2 separate regions of the Mus musculus genome follow, and region 1 is linked to region 2. Evidence: chromatin loops called from intact Hi-C (ENCODE). Cell type or tissue: left cerebral cortex. All regions are shown on one strand.

Region 1 (8,000 bases), 60 kb after region 2:
GTGGCTTAGGGACAGAGCCATCATGATAAAGACTCCTGTGAGTCCCTGAGAGGAGTGGAATGCCCAGATAGCACATTGCAAACCAGGCATCTGCAGCAGAGGATGCCTGCGGGTGGGGAGGCCGGCCGGCAGACGGCTGGCTCCTGCTGGGTGGAGTGGAGTTCTGAGATTCGGAGACGGAGACGGGTGGGGAGTGGTAGAGAGCTGGGGATGGCAGAGAGCTGAGCCGTGAGTGCACACACCCTCCAGCGCTGGCCGTGATTGATGAAGACAGCCGGCAGCTGGAGCTTGGAAGTGCAGAAGGCCTCTGGAGGCTGCGGAGGGGAGGGAGGGTGAGGAGAGGCTATGAATATTTCAGAGGCTGAGGCCAGGGCTGAAGGAAAAGAGGAGGGAGGGGAGGCACAAAGGCTGGCGGGAGGTGGGGGGGTGCCCAGGGATCTGGAAAGGCAGATGTCGGCGGTGGGGGAGGGGTCCTTTGAAAGAATAGGAAAAGGGAGGCCAGAAGGGACACCAGGATAAGACGACAGGCTAACAGTCGCTGAGAGAAGACTTGTCCAAGGGTAAGGAAGAGCTTAATCCTTAGGATGGACCTAATTGTTTTATTGATGTTTGAGGCAGATTCTCAGGTAACCCAGCTGGCCTCAACCTCCCTAAGTATCAAAGGGTGGCCCTGAACTCCTGAGGTGTACCCTACCACACCCAGCTTAGGTGTTGCAGATAGGCTAGGTGAGCCCTTTGCCGACTCTGCATTCGTGTGTGTGTGTGTGTGTGTGTGTGTGTGTGTGTGTGCGCGCGCGCGCGCGCGCGCGCGCTACTGGGAGTGGAACCCAGGGTTTTCCTATTGGTGGGTGCTATACAGCTGAGCTGGGGACCCCAAGTCCTTCCCTGGGTAATTCTACACAAGTGCTCTACATCGAACCTACATCCCCAGACCTCCATCCATCCATCCATCCATTCATTCTTATTTAGGTTGATCAGACAGACCTTGAACTTGAAAACCTCCTGCCTCAGCATTCCCAGTAGTTGAGCTAACAGACCTGCTCCACCTGACTTGGCATTTCTCTTTTGCAAACCACTGTCCCTGAGTTTGGGTTACTCAGATCTTCATCAGATCCCCCAGGCCTGGGGACGGCAAGCCCCCTGGTCTACAAGCATAGTCCCCTCTTCCCAGCCACAAATAGCCCAGAGGGCATCAGGCCAGGCTGCAGCAGCGAGAAGGCCACTCTTAGAGGCGGACGGGCAGTGTCTCTGTCTCTCCTTAGCGTGGCAGAGACCCCGCGACGAATGGAGGGCTTGGAGCCGGGCCTGGAGTACCCACCCTTCGATGAGGACGACGGCCCGGTGGATTGCGACTGCCCGGTCTCCTGCTACCGCGGGCACCGGGGGTACAGGTGAGCGGCCGCCGCGGCGGAGGGGAGGGCAATACGGGGCCGCCCCCCTCACCTCCCGCTGCCGCCCCTTCTCGCTCAGGACCAAGCACTGGTCCAGCAGCTCTGCATCGCCCCCTCCCAAGAAGAAGAAGAAAAAGAAAGGCAGTCATCGGAGGAGCCGGTGAGAGTGGCGCATGGCCCTAGAGCGAGGTGGGGAGGGCCTTGAGGTTCCCATCTTGGACCCACACGGGACACGGGACACGGATGCTACACTTGGAATCTGCAAACTTAAACCTGCCCCTCTCCCTTTCTTGAATGCTTACACTGCAGCTTAGCCCCTCCCCTTGGCCCCGCCCATTCCCTAGGCTCCGCCCCACTTTAAGTCCCATCCCCACTGGGTTGTACCATCCTCCCAGGACTCACTTAAACACCATCCCAACCAAGTGTGTGTGTCCCTGGGAAGGGGGTCATTACTGGACCTCAACTACAACTCCCCCATCTCTATGTCCCCTCTGCCCCCATCGCATCCTGAGGTACAAACTGGGGCCACTAGCTAACTGGAAACATCTGTCTGTCCTTTCTCTCTGGCATCCACCCTCAGCAAAAAGAGGAGACTAGAGTCAGAATGCAGGTCAGTGATGAAGGGGACAGGAAGGGGGTGGGGGGAGCGACACCTGTGGGTGGGAAGAACCCAAGGCCACCTTCCAGAGACAGGAGGTCTGACCCTTCATGGCTGGACACTGGACTCTCACACCCAGCCCAGACAGAGATCCCAGGACTGGGGATAGCTCAGAGCCAGGGAGTTTGCCTAGTGCAAGGCACTGGGTTTTAATTTCAGCATTGTAAGAAAACCAGACTCCCTCCCCCAACAAAAGTGTTTCCCCTTCCCCTCATGACAGGGTGCACACTCTTGTGATCCCACCACTCAGGAGGCCAAGGTAGGAAGAGCATGAGCGCAAGGCTAGCCTGGGCTACACAGCAAGACCGATCTCCAAAACAAACAAAAATAACTAAGCAAACAACACAAAGGTTCTGAGGAGATAGCTCAGACAGGAGAGTGTCTGCATTGAAAGCATGAACATCCGAGTGGGACTCCTAGAATCACACACACACACACACACACACACACACACACACACACACCAGGCACATCACACACACACACCAGGGACACACACATCTCACACACACACACCAGGCACATCACACACACACACACCAGACACACACACACCAGGGACACACACACACACCAGACACTCACACCAGGCACACACACATACACATCATCATCATCACACACACCAGGCACACACAGACCAGACACACACACACCAGACACTCACACCAGGCACACACACACACATCATCATCATCATCACACACACCAGGCACACACACACCAGACACACACACACACTAGACACACACATACCAGACTCACACACACACACACAACACACACATATACATCACACATACCAGACTCACACACACATCAACACATACACAATACACAACACACACACACACACACAGAGGTTTCTAATCCCAGCACTGAGGAGGCAGAGATAGATGGATTCCCAGGGCTCAGGAGCCGGCGAGCCAAGCTAAGTTGGCAAGTCCCAGAGCCAGTGAAAGACCATGACTCAGAAAACACAAGGCTGGCGAGAAGACTCAGCAACCATCAGTCCCGTGGCCTCCACAGTGGCAGAAGAGAACTTTGCAAAGGCTGTTTTGTTTTCTCTGCTCTTCGTGTATGTCCCCTGCCACGTGCACATAAACACACACAATACATAAATATATTGGGGGGGGGCTCATAAGTGATGTCCGAGGCTGACCTCTGGGCTCTACATGTATCTGTGTGCACACACACACGAAGGCAAAAGAGGCAGGCAGTAGCAGCAACTTTAGGGGTCTTGCCAGTCTGACCCATAAGCTCCAGGTCATTCTATCCAAGGGGCTCTGGGATTCACAGCTTGGGGCCCCTTCCCAGCTTCCAGACCGGGAACCCCATCAGCCACACACATCCTCTCCCCTCCACCCCAAGCTCACTGGTGCCCACCCGTCTCCACAGCTGTGGGAGTGCTTCCCCCCTGCGCAAGAAGAAGAAGAATGTGAAGAAACACCGTCGAGATCGGTACTTTGCCCCCAATCCCCACCCCCAGCTGCCCACCTCGTTCCCTGGGCTCAGGACCTGGGCTGGCCATTCCCTGGGCTGGGGTCCTCAGCAGCCATTCCTATAGACTCAGGAGGACTTATCACCCTACAGGTCTGATTCTGGGTCCCGGAGGAAGAGACGATACAGGTGAGCTGTGCTTTCCTGAACAGGCAGGCAGACAGAGGCAGCCGGTCTCCTTCAGGGACCAAAGCCACAGTAGTGAGAGGGGCCCCTCTTTCACTGATGCAAGTGAGGCTGAAAGGTCAGGTAGGCCCAAGAACTGCTTTTAGCCTTTGCCCGCCCCAATTCAGCCCCAAGAAAGTCCAGGAAGAATTGCAACTCCTGTGTCCAGTGGGTGTGTCAGGAGGTACCCTCTTAAAAGCAGAAGCATCAGGAACCCAAATTGCATGGAACGGGGCGGGGGGCATGCCAGGCCAGAGCATCTCTGTGAACTGGGTTGGCTCAGAGATAGAAGATGGGGTGCTGAGGCTCTGACCACAGCTGGAGTTTTGGCATATCGGTTGCTAGCTCTCTACAAGCCTGAGCTTTAGGGATGACCGAGGGAAGGCGGGGGTGGGGGTGGGTAGGGATGGGGGACCCAGGCATAAGCTAGTAGAAAGCTCAGTATCAGGGATCAAAAGGTATAGGCCAATTGCACCCTTACTCTGGAAGCCAGACTCCCTCTCCACAACCCTGAGCAGGTGTAGTCTCCTGGCCCTTCCATTGGTGGGATTTACAAAAGGCCATTTGTACGTGTTGGTAGAAAAGCCTATACAGTTCCCCCCACCCTACCCTTTTTATTTTCCCAATCGCCACCCCCAGAACCTCCCCCACCCCGTTTCTGCCCATCCCCTCCCTCCCAGAGTGGATGGGTAGCATGGGCCTCTGCTGCCCCCTAGTGGCCACATGCTATGTTCAGCCCCTCTGACTAGGACTGGACCTGTAAGTGAGCTAGTACTGCTACATCCACACCCGGGAGATTCTGAGGCTCAAAGCAAGCAGAAGACTTCCCACTCCCAGGTCCTTTCCTATTCCTTTCTCTCTTGTAAGAAGTACATTTCTGTGCTTGTTATATGTGTTTGGGATTTAAAAGGATTTGGTGGCATCAGAGAGGGGACGGGAGATGGAATGAGATTAAACGGGAAACAGAAAGCAGAATGTGACAGACAGAGCATGGCTCTGTGGTAGTGCTCCCGCTTAAGTGTGCCCGCCAGCACCACATGCATACACACCCCTTTTCATGAAGCCTGGCTGTACCCTATGGGCAGATCCCTGTCAGCCAGGAAAGTTCCGACCTAAGAGAAGAGCAACTGGAACTTCCAAGCTTCTGTACCTGAGTTCAGCTGGGCTCCAGTGCGCGCTCTACACAGTCACTCTCTGGCCCGCTCTTCTCAGACTCAGTCTTTGCTCCCTGCAGATCGAGAAGCCTCAAGAGCAAACGAAAAGAAAAAAACAAAGAGCGAAAGAGGTAAACACACCCTCTGCTCCCCCATCCCCAGAAAACCTGGCCTTTTAGCACCCCAAACCAACCTCTTAAACGCACCTCGAATCGTACCTCCAAGGGCAAAGGGTACTACTCAAAGGGTAGCTCTCTAGTTGTGCCAGACGGAAAAGTTAAGATTCACTTAACTTGCACAGAGGAAGCCCTGTGAGCCAGTGGCCACTTAAGATTGTTGGAGCCTAGGTCCCTTGCCACCCATGTATTCTTTCTGTCCCTTGATCCTTTCAGCCACACACCTTCATTCCAAGACCAGGTGAGAGATGAGATGGTCTTTGGAAGTTGGGGCTGTCCCAGGAGAAGTGCTTTTCCCTAACTCTCAGGAATGATTTGGAGACCTTATACCCAGACCCATTCAGGCCGTGCTGGGGGTGGGGCTGATCCCCCAGTGACCTTTCTGAGTTACCTACCCCAAGTCCCTGTGGTCAGGCCAGGCTACACCACGGTCAAGGCAAATAGCACTTCCATCAGGCCGACTCCTCTTGCCCACCCCAGGCCTCACACTGAGTCTCCAGGCCGAAGGTTCCACCACCACAGCAGCGCCAGCTCCCACAGCCCCTCAATGTCCTCACACTACAGTGATTCTGGATCACCCAGCAGGTAGGCTGAACCCTGGGGCTGCGCTCAAAGGGGATGCATCGGGGCAGGCTGCTACAGTGCTTGCCTGGTGTGCACGAAGCTCTGGGTTTGACCCCCAGAACAACCGTGGTAGTGCATGCCTGCAATGCCAGCACTTCAGAAATGGAGGTAGGAGGATCAGAAGTTCAAGGTCATTCGAGACTAGATGTGGAGTTTGAAGGTCAGCCTGGATTACATGCGATCATCTTCAAAAAATTACAGATAGATAGATAGATAGATAGATAGATAGATAGACAGACAGACATCGTCGTGGGATGGAGGGAATTGTTGTGTCCCTATGGGTTGGGATGCGGGAGCAGTCCTCAGAACCAAAGTTCATCAGACAGAGCAAATTGGTGTCCATCTGGAGGAAGAACTTAAATAGGAACTCAAGGTAGTGCAGCTGGAAACCAGGTCAGTTGCAGAGGGGGCGTCCCACGCCGGCTCCCCCGATCCCTCTGCTCCCCCAGACTGAGCCCCAAGCATCGAGATGACGGGCGGAAGACAGGCAGCCAGCGATCCAGCGGGAGCCGGTCGCCATCCCCATCGGGCGGCAGCGGATGGGGGTCGCCCCAGCAGAACGGAGGCAGCAGGCAGCGAAGCGGAGCGCACGGGGGTCGCCCCGGCTCGGCGCACAGCCCGCCCGATGTACGTAAGCTTGGCTTTGTGGAGGGTTTGTCATGCTGTTTGCCTGCTGACTGCGCCGTGCGGGCTGGGGCAGGGTAGCAGAAGGGGCGGGGCCGTGATGGGTCTCCAGGTGACCCGACAGATGCTCTCCCTGTTCCCATCCCTCTGACCTGTGCTCTACAAGGAGAGTCGGGTGCCTTGCTCAGTTGGATGTCGGTTGGCTGTTGTTCTCACCTGGGCCTGGTGGTCTGGTGAGGATTTGGGGGTGCGTGGGCACCTGTAGGCCTGGGCTACTTTCGACTTGGCAAAGTGAAGGTCAGAGAAGGCTTGACCATAGAGGTAGTCGGGATACGCTGCTGGGGAATGAACAGAGGTTTCTTGCCTTCAGGGAGCAGGCGCAGACTATAAACACATCATTCAGGAACTAGAGAGAAATGACTCAAACTGCAGCGGGTGTCATGTGACACCCAAGCCCTTACCCCTTCACTGAGTTCTTCCCTCTTCTTAGCCCCTTCCATTAACCCTTCACTTCTCTCGGGACCCTGCAATGAGCTTCTTTAGTACTTGGCCCCAGCATTGCCCACCTTGAACCAGTGTCTTCAACCTGTGAGCCTCTCCTCCCAGGCTGATAGTACAGAGACAACTATAACACCCCTACCATTACTATCTGCTCCACAAACTGTGCCCACCCATCGTCGGGAGGGACACAATCACCTCTAGATCTGCAAGCATGTGATGTGATCACATGACCGTAGGAGCCCAAACAAAAAACACTAGACCTTTTTCTCCCCACAGGGTCTATAGACCTCATCTGTCTGTCCATCAGAGCATGAGGCTGAGGCCTCGCAGGGAGAAGGTGCTGCAATGCTGACAGGGCCTCTGGGTGTGCTCAGGAACTTGGGATAGGATAGCAGGGTCCCTTCCACAGCAGCCATGCATTACCCACGATGTCTCAGCCACGCTCCAAGCTGTCCTCCCCACACTTCAGGTCTCTGCAGCCAACACAAACCTCTACATGTCAGTTTCATTTTGATTTTTTGGTTTTGGTTGTTTTCTTTCACTCCCTCCCTTTTCTGAAATACTCTTCCTCCTGTGGTGTCGGAGAGGAAGGTGGAAAGGAAACAGGCACAAAGCTTTTGTTCTCAGGATGTCTACAGATGAACCTGCCTCTAGGCTGTCCTACCTGGAAAGGATGCCAGGTTCTTGGCCTAGCTCCTGAGGCTGTGGTTAGGCCAGCAGTTGTGAAGACAGCGATGTCTCTTGGATCTGTCTTGGGTATGGGAGAGGGAACAAAGGGGTATCTTAAAGCAGCCCAGCAGGGGCTGGAACTGATGAGGTAACCTGCAAAGTAGCATGGCCACCCCCAAACTTCCAAAGCACAAAAGACCGAGCACAGTCTCCCATGTATGGCCTCCTGAGATAGCCCAAAACACAGTTTTGGTTTGGTTTGGCTTCAAACCAAGTCTCATCCTATTTCTGACCCCTTTTGTGGGGTCTTGGAACTCTGAGCAACTTCCCTGCCTGTGACCCCTTGCAAGGGTCCTGTACATGTGTAAACAAAATGGCTACAGTAACCAGACTCCTGCAGGTCTGACAAAATGACAACAGTACCTAGAAGGCTTTTGTCAAATGGCTTGAGTCAGCATTTGGTCTAGGCAGTACTTTGTATCTTCTGCCCAAAACACAGTTTCACATGGCCACAGGAGTTTTCCAAGAACATTGTTCA
Region 2 (8,000 bases):
CAGGCCGCTGAGGGAGGGAGACTGTCTCAGAACATTAGAGCAGCAGGGTAGAGCCCAGCTATAGAGCAGTAACCTATGATTAGTGGCATGGCTGGAATAGAGTGCTTCCTAGCATGTCTCTTAAGATCTGTCATGCTTTTAACCATCAATTTGACACAGCCTAGAGTCACATGAAAGGGGAGTTTTCCAATTGAGGGATTGCCCTGTTTTGTGTAATTTTAAAAAGCACTAGCTCATTTGACCCTGGGCTGCTGTTCTCCCTGCTGTCCCTTCTCCTCCTGCCCACTATGCTCTGCAGATGGAAAACACTAGACAGTAAATATTTTAAAACTAGCTAGATAGTTGATTCTTGTCAGCTAACCTATTCTAGCCAACCGCCAGGGCAGAGACTGCCATTTCCAGCCCCCCAAGATCTTACATGGTTGTTTCATCCTCCCTGTCCCTTCTCCTCCTCCTGGGACCCAAAAGTCCCACCTTTTTCCCTTCACCCAGCAATTGACTTCTGCCTCCTTTATTGTTACAATCAAGAACCAATTTGGATATCAACACCTCCCTCTAAGTTACCCAGATTAAATGTGCCTGCAGGCAAGTCTATATGGCATTGCCTTAATTGTTAATTTTGTTGGGAGGCCCTGCCCACTGTGGGCAGCAGCATTCCCTGGACAGGTGGTCCTACAATGAAGGAAAGCTCACTGGGGCTAGAGGGAGCTGGTTAAAGGCCTATACTATTCTAGAACCTAGTTTAGTCACCAGCACTCATACCAGACAGTTGACAGCTGCCTGTAACTCCAACTCCAGGGGGACCTACAATGCCTCTGGCTTCTGTGAGCAAAGGTGCAGGTACAAATAGCCACACAAACACTGAAGATAGTAGTTGGGTATGGTGGCACACCTTTAGTCCCAGCACTCAGGAGGTGTGGCAGACAGATCTCTATGAGCTCCAGGCTAACGTGGTCTTCATAGTTCCACTACAGAGTGAGACCCTGTCTCAACAGAACAAAATAATCTTTTAGAAATTTGGCTGAGTGTAAGCTTTCTGCCCTTGTTTGGCAGTGAAGTGAGTTCCTTGGTCTGAGGTAATATGTGGAATGGCAAGCAGGCCTGCTATCAGGTTCCTGCCTTGAGCTCCCTCAAATGATAGCCTGAGACCTGGAAGTTTAAGCCACATAAGCCCTTCTTCCCTGAAGTGTTTTTGGCCATGGTGCTTGTCACAGCAGCAGAGAACAGACTGGATCAATTCCTAGTGCCACCAAAAATAAAAGGTCTGAGGAGCAAGTTCATGGTCAGCCTGGCTTACATAGTGCAGTCTGCTCCAGGAGGGGAGAAACAGAACCACCTCCTTTGTGCCTCAATTCTGCAACCTTCCTTTCACCTGACAGGCTGGAGCTAAGGTCTAGTGATCTCTTGGTTGTGGATGGTCACTGCTCATATTTCAGGGCTGCCCCATGGGTGCTGGCATAGGCTGGGATAGCTCCAGGCCCTATTTCTTTCTTTTTTTTAAGATTGGTACTGGAGGGCTGTTGGGCTGTTGAGATGACTCAGGGGTTAAGAGCACTGACTGCTCTTACGTAGGTCATGAGTTCAAATCCCAGCAACCACATGGTGGCTCACAACCATGTGTAATGAGAAAATTAAAGGCCTGGTGCGAGAGGGAAGTGGGGAGAGGGGGAACAACTGATGCTGGAGAGCAAACGCAGGTTCTCATTCTTGCATGACTAGTCAGCGCTCTACTTGACTGGACCATCTGCCCAATCCTGGTTAGTCCTTTTTTTTTTTTTTTTTGTATAGACTTTATTATTAAAAAATCCTTTAAGTAAATAAAAGTATCACACACCCAAAAATGTAGACCCAAAGTCCATATAACTTAGTGAACTTATGCACAGTTAGAATTGGTATTAGAGGGGGCTGGTAAGATGACTGCTCTTCCGAAGGTCCTGAGTTCAAATCCCAGCAACCACATGGTGGCTCACAACCACCCGTAATGAGATCTGACACACTCTTCTGGTGTGTCTGAAGACAGCTACAGTGTACTTATGTATAATAATAAATGAAGCTTGGGCTGGAGCAAGCAGGGACTGAACGAGCGGTATTGACCAGAGTGAGCTGAGGTCCTAAAAATTCAATCCCTAAAAACCACATGAAGGCTCACAAACATCTGTATAGCTAAGGTGTACTCACATACATAAAATAATCTTCCTTTAAAAAAATTGGTATTAGAAACAAATTGTAGCAAAGCGAGGTGTTTAATTCCAGCACCAGGAGTCAGAGGCAGGCAGATCTCTGAGCTGGAGGCCAGCCTGGTCTACATAGTTCCAGGACAACCAGGGCTACATATAGAAACATTGTCTCAACCTAAAGAGGAAGAGAAAAGAAACCAGCCACGAAGCATCACCACATAAACACATACCACCCAGCAAAAACTCCATGGCAAGAGTGAAAGTAGGAAAGCAATGACCTTTATGTCCTCTGGCTACATGCTTTTTTGACAGTCTCACTATGTTTAAGGTAATACAAAATCCCGCTTAAGGTGAAAAATCCTTCTGAGCGCTGGGATCTCAGGTCCCACTGCCACATTGGTGTTGGCTCCTGCCTGTCAGGTCTCGCCTGACAGCTCTGGTCTCAGAACTAGCAGGAGAAATGAAGGTGAAGGGCTGGGACCCCAAGGCTCCAGAAAAGACACCCCCAGATGTCTAGGCAGAGCAGGGATCTCCAGTCTTCCTTGGCAGCCTGCTCACACAGGAGAGTGCTGGGCTAGCATTTCAGGCAGCGAAGGAGCAAGTGTGTCCAAACTTCTGAGCCTGAGATTAAGGCCTTGCCAGCTACAAGGTTCCTCATCAAAAGTCCCACAATCTAGTAAGGAAAACATTGCATAAGGTCGACAGTTCCCTGGTAGAGGACATGTTCTTCATAAGCACAAGGCCGTGAGTTTGAACCCCCAGGACTCACTGGCCAGGCAACCTGGTCACATCACTGAGTGGCAGGCCCATGAGACAGACTGTCTCAAAACCAAGATGGACAGACTGGATGTTCTGAGGAACACCTGAAGTTGACCTCTGACCTCCACACACAAGTGCACACACAGACAAACACACCTGAACACACGTGCACACAAATATAAATCTAACAAAAGAGGGAGATGACTCGATGTTTTAAATAACTTCACAATTTGGTGTTAGGCCACAGACTGAAGCTGCTTCAGTCCAATGAGAAAGATCCTCTTTGCATGCGAAGTGGGCTCTAGACTACATTCCGGGAAAGTGCCAAGAGACTCCTAGCCAAAGGCCGGCACTCCACGATGCAAGAACACAACAGAGAGCCTGAGAGTCAACGGGGTGGCTGTAAGCAGCTTGGGAAGGGCCAACTCACTTCTCAGCCCCATTTCCACTCCCTCTCAGCGCCACTGGGGAGATGCTCAGTGGGGGAAATACCTAGTACTTAAACACAGACGAAGAGCACACAGAAAAAGCCAGGTGTGGCATTATGCACATGTAACCACAGCACTGAGGAAATTGGAGGTAGAACGGAGACAGGAGGATTCCTGGCACTTGCTGGCCAGCCAGGCTAGCCAATCAGGGAGCTCTGGGGTCAGTGGAAGACCAGGAAGAGCTGGAGGGATGACTTAGCAGCTAAAAGCTAGTACTGTTCTTGTAGAATGTCCATCCAGTTAACTCCCTCCCTGACCACCTCCTGTTTCCTGACTAGCAAAGCAAGGCGAGGGTGGTGATTGGAGTGTTAATGTGCTCATTATGCAAGCCATTATGAGAGGCAGTCCTTAGCAGCTTCGAGGCAGTGGGGGACCCGAATGAGAACAAATGGATTGTAGAAGATTGCTGGGGTCAGGGGAAGGAACCACGGTCGCATTGGAAAATGAAAAGGAGAGCAATTTAGTGAGTTTTCGTGAGTTCGCTGTGGTGTCCAGGCTTCCGGGCCCAGACTCTGCAGTTCCCTCTGTGGCCAGAAGAGGGGGCGAGAGGCCGATGCTGTGCATAGTTTCCAGGCAGACTAGGTCACTCGGGAGTGAGATTAGCATTCCAGAGCCAAATCAGGCTAGCCGTGCTGTCTGGTCTTGTCTCATCCAGGCAGAAGGGAGGGGACAGTCGCCAGCCGCCAGAGTAAGAGCAAACAATAAAGGGAGGGCCAAGGAAAGACGCCCCTAGGTCGGAAAGCAAAGCTCTGAGTCTCTGTAGGTTTGAGGGAGTGGCCAGACTGTCTATGGGCTTTTCCTGCCTCCAACGCTCTGGACACTGGACAAGGACAATGCTGATATCCAAGGAGAAAGGAGGCTGATATTCAAACCCAGTGTAGAAGAAAGCTACCTAGGGGACAGGAGTGGGGACAGGCCCAGGTCTGCCCTGCAGTTTCTGCAGACATCTGAGGCCAGAGACCTGGCCTGGGGCCTGTATTCTGGGCTCAGGATAGATCGCCTGAACCTACTTTAAAAGGCTATTGTTAGCTCCCAGTAAGAGGCTTATTGCTCTTCCGGAGGACCTGAGTCCAGTTTCTAGCACTCAGGTGTGGACTGTTCCAGAGGATCCAACGGCCTCTTCCAGGCTCTGGGGACTCCTGCACTCAGGTGCTGCACATAAATCTGCACAGGTAGGGGACTCAGAGATGGCTCAGTGGTTAAGATGACTGGTTGCTCTTCCAGAGGTCCTGAGTTCAAATCCCAGCAACCACACGGTGGCTCACAACCGTCTGTAATGGAATCCGATGCCCTCCTCTGGTGTGTCTGAAAGCTGAGAACTCGTACATAAAGCAAATAAATAAATATTTTAAAAACCAAAACAAAAGACTGTGCAGGTAGACATATACATAAAAATGACAAATCTGACCGAGAGAGAGAGAGAGAGAGAGAGAGAGAGAGAGAGAGAGAGAGAGAGAGAGAACTGTTGTCTCCTTTTCTCTAACACAAGGGGATCCTAGCCAGTTGACTAGATCACATTCTCTCTTGACCCTCTTCATTCTGTTATGCCATCTAACTGGGGTCACTGCAGGGCAGACAGAAGCAGATGCCAGAAGTGGAGAACCTCTTGAAAATAGTCACCCCAGGATAGCTGACCTACTGGGGAGGAAGAGACATTTCCGTAGCCCACTTAAGTCACCTGTTGTTGCTCTGTCTGAGGCCATCGCCTGTAGATCATCCCAAAATTCCCTTTAGTAAATGGGTAACTGCTGAACACGCCAAGAGGACCCCTAAGTCCACTGATCAGTACCCAAGTGCTTCCAGTATCCGGTACCCATCTGTCCTAGTCAGGGTTTCTAATACTGCACAAACATCATGACCAAGAAGCAGGTTGGGGAGGAAAGGGTTTATTCAGCTTACACTTCCACATTGCTGTTCATCACCAAAGGAAGTCAGGATAGGAACTCACACAGGTGGAACCTTGGAGGCAGGGGTGGATACAGAAGCCGTGGAGGGGTGCTGCTTGCTGGCTTGCTTCCCCTGGCTAGCTCAGCTTGCCTTCTTATAGAACCCAGGACTACCAGCCTAGGGATGGCACCACCCACATAGGGCTGGGCCCTCCCCACTTGATCACTCACTAATTGAGAAAATGTGTTATAGCTGGGTCTCATGGAGGCATTTCCTCAAGGGAGGATCCTTTCTCTGTGATAACTCCAGCTTGTGTCAAGTTGACACTAAACCAGCCAGTACACCATCTAAAACCAGATTTTATTTTTAATTATATGTTGCGGGGGTAGAGAGGGGAATTGCATGTGTGTGCAGGTATATGTGAAGTCCAGGAGAAGGGGTCAGATCCCTGGAGCTAGAGTTACAGGTGGTTGTGAGCATCCTGACATGAGTGCTAAGGCTCTGATCTCGAGTCCTCTGCAAGAGCAGTGAGAGTGTCCTTAACCATTAAGCCACCTCCCAGCCTTCCTTCCTTCCTTGGTTTTATTTTTGAGGCAAGATCTCCCTATGTAGCTCAGGCTACCCTGGAAACCATGATCCTTCTAGCTCAGTCTGCTGGGTGCTGAGGTGTAGCATCATACCCAGCTATACTGAATCCTTCAAAGGATTTTGTTTTTTTATTTTATGTGTATGAGTGCTTTGCCTGTGTGTGCACCATAAGTGTGCAATGCCCACACAGTCAGAGGAGAGCACTAATTCCCCTGGGACTGAAGTAACAGATGGTTGTGAGCTGCCATACTGGTGCTGGGAACCGAACCTCCGTCCTCAGTAAGAGCATCCAGTGCTCTTAACTGCTGAGCCATCTCTCCAGCCCTAGTTAAATATTTTAATAGCACCATAGACTGGCACTCCTCCTAAATACAAGCTCAAGTTTGGGGATCCAGAGAGCAACTTATATATCCCATTCCAGGGCACCCACACAGCTGTTCACCTCACTGAGCTACACTTCCATTCCTGAAGGGGGCTCAAATCCAGGACTTGGAAGTGGGATTTTTGTTGAAGTGGGTTTTTGTTGTTGTTGTTTTGTTTTTCGAGACAGGGTTTCTCTGTATAGACCTGGCTGTCCTGGAACTCACTCTGTAGACCAGGCTGGCCTCGAACTCAGAAATCAGCCTGCCTCTGTATCCCAAGTGCTGGGATTTGGAAGTGGTTTTTCCCATCGCCTATGATGGTGAGTTTCCATTGGCAACTTGGTGGAATTTGGTTGCTGGCTGTGTCCATGAGGGCATTTCTAGACAGGTCTAACTGAGGAGAGGAAACCCACCCTGAATGTGGGCAGCAGCGTCCCTCGGTCTGAGGTCCTGGAAGGGATGCAAGGAAGAAAGCAAGCAGAGCCCCAGCATCCCTCTCTCGCTGCTTCCTGACTATGGATGCCTCGGGAGGAGTTGCCTCATGCTCCTGCTGCTGCTGCTGCACCTTCCCTGACAGATAAGCTCACACTGTGGGACACAGCCGTCCCTTCCTCCCCTAAGCTGCTCTTGTCGTGGTGATAAGGAAAGGAATTAATATACCCCAAGGCCAACATCGTATAATTAATGATATTTCTTTCCCAAAGTGACCCCTGGGCAACAGCATTTGTAAATGAGAGTCCCCAGAAAGACACAACTGAACAGAACCCGAACGGTGTAGAGAATTTAGAAGGTTCCCAATTCTAGAGGCAGCTCATCTTGGGCTTGCTTTGGCCCCTTTCGTTACCCACCTCTGTACATGACCTAATATCTTTTAGCCCATTAGGAAAGTACTTTGGGGGGCTGGTGAGATGGCTCAGTGGTTAAGAGCACTGACTGGTCTTCTGAAGGTCCTGAGTTCAAATCCCAGCAACCACATGGTGGCTCACAACCACCCATAATGAGATCTGATGCCCTCTTCTGGCAAGTCTAAAGACAGCTACAGTGTACTTAGGTATGATAATAAGTACAATCTTTTTAAAAGAGAGAAAGAAAGGAAGGAAGGAAGAAGGAAGGGAGGGAGGAAGAAGGAAAGAAAGAGAGAGAGAGAGAGGGAGGAAGGAAGGAAGAAAGGAAGAAAGGAAGAAAGGAAGAAAGGAAGAAAGGAAGGAAGGAAGGAAGGAAGGAAGGAAGGAAGGAAGAAGGAAGGAAGAATGAGCTTTGGAATGTACAAGCAGACCCTTAGCTTCCACCAACTCAAAGCTAACAGTTCCTCAGACAGCATCTAAGGCCCACAGCTCAGTTTTCCTTCCTGTCTGTGACCTGATGTCTCCACCAATGTATACGGGAAGTGTCTTGATTTCTAACTTTCTTTATTCCATCCCTAAAATCTCCCCTCAGTCTGTTACCACCTTGGAACCAGGATCTGGGCTACTCGGCCATGTTGGCTCACATTTGGCTTCAGAATAAATTCTTTTTTTTTTTTGAACATGTTTTTTGTTATTTTATATGTATGTGTACATATATGCATGTATGTATGTGTACCATGTGCATTCCTGCGGCCCTCGGAGTCCAGGAGAATTGCAAGAGCTAGAGTCAAGTGGTTGTAAGCAACCAATCGTAGGTGCTGGGAACTGAACCTAACATAGGGGAATCACAGAGCATCTCAGGAGAGGTCAGGTGAGAGCATCCAAGCAGGAGGA

Evidence for each region. Peaks named below come from ENCODE experiments on the same cell type or tissue, not always from the same donor. Only the 100,000 strongest peaks of a DNase experiment are listed, where the experiment ranks them.
Region 1: it touches region 2 in a loop (5-fold over the local background); 28 of 42 quality-filtered maps call a loop at or near these places.

The regions. Positions count from the first base shown.
Region 1 is chr5:135,850,921-135,858,920 of GRCm38, forward strand. It overlaps Srrm3 (serine/arginine repetitive matrix 3), which reads left to right. Exons shown (of 15, transcript NM_021403.3): 4 at 1,263-1,391; 5 at 1,471-1,551; 6 at 1,972-2,001; 7 at 3,448-3,510; 8 at 3,643-3,678; 9 at 4,949-4,999; 10 at 5,525-5,629; 11 at 6,118-6,295. Among named protein-coding and RNA genes, the nearest start is that of Gm22450, 21 kb to the right of the region's middle. In left cerebral cortex, a CTCF peak has its summit at 4,441 (motif pointing left); DNase peaks (open chromatin) are centred at 189, 3,003 and 4,432; H3K27ac peaks cover 261 bases.
Region 2 is chr5:135,790,756-135,798,755 of GRCm38, forward strand. No RefSeq gene overlaps it. Among named protein-coding and RNA genes, the nearest start is that of Mdh2, 16 kb to the left of the region's middle. In left cerebral cortex, a CTCF peak has its summit at 3,945 (motif pointing right); DNase peaks (open chromatin) are centred at 3,020 and 3,964; H3K4me3 peaks cover 293 bases; H3K27ac peaks cover 1,046 bases.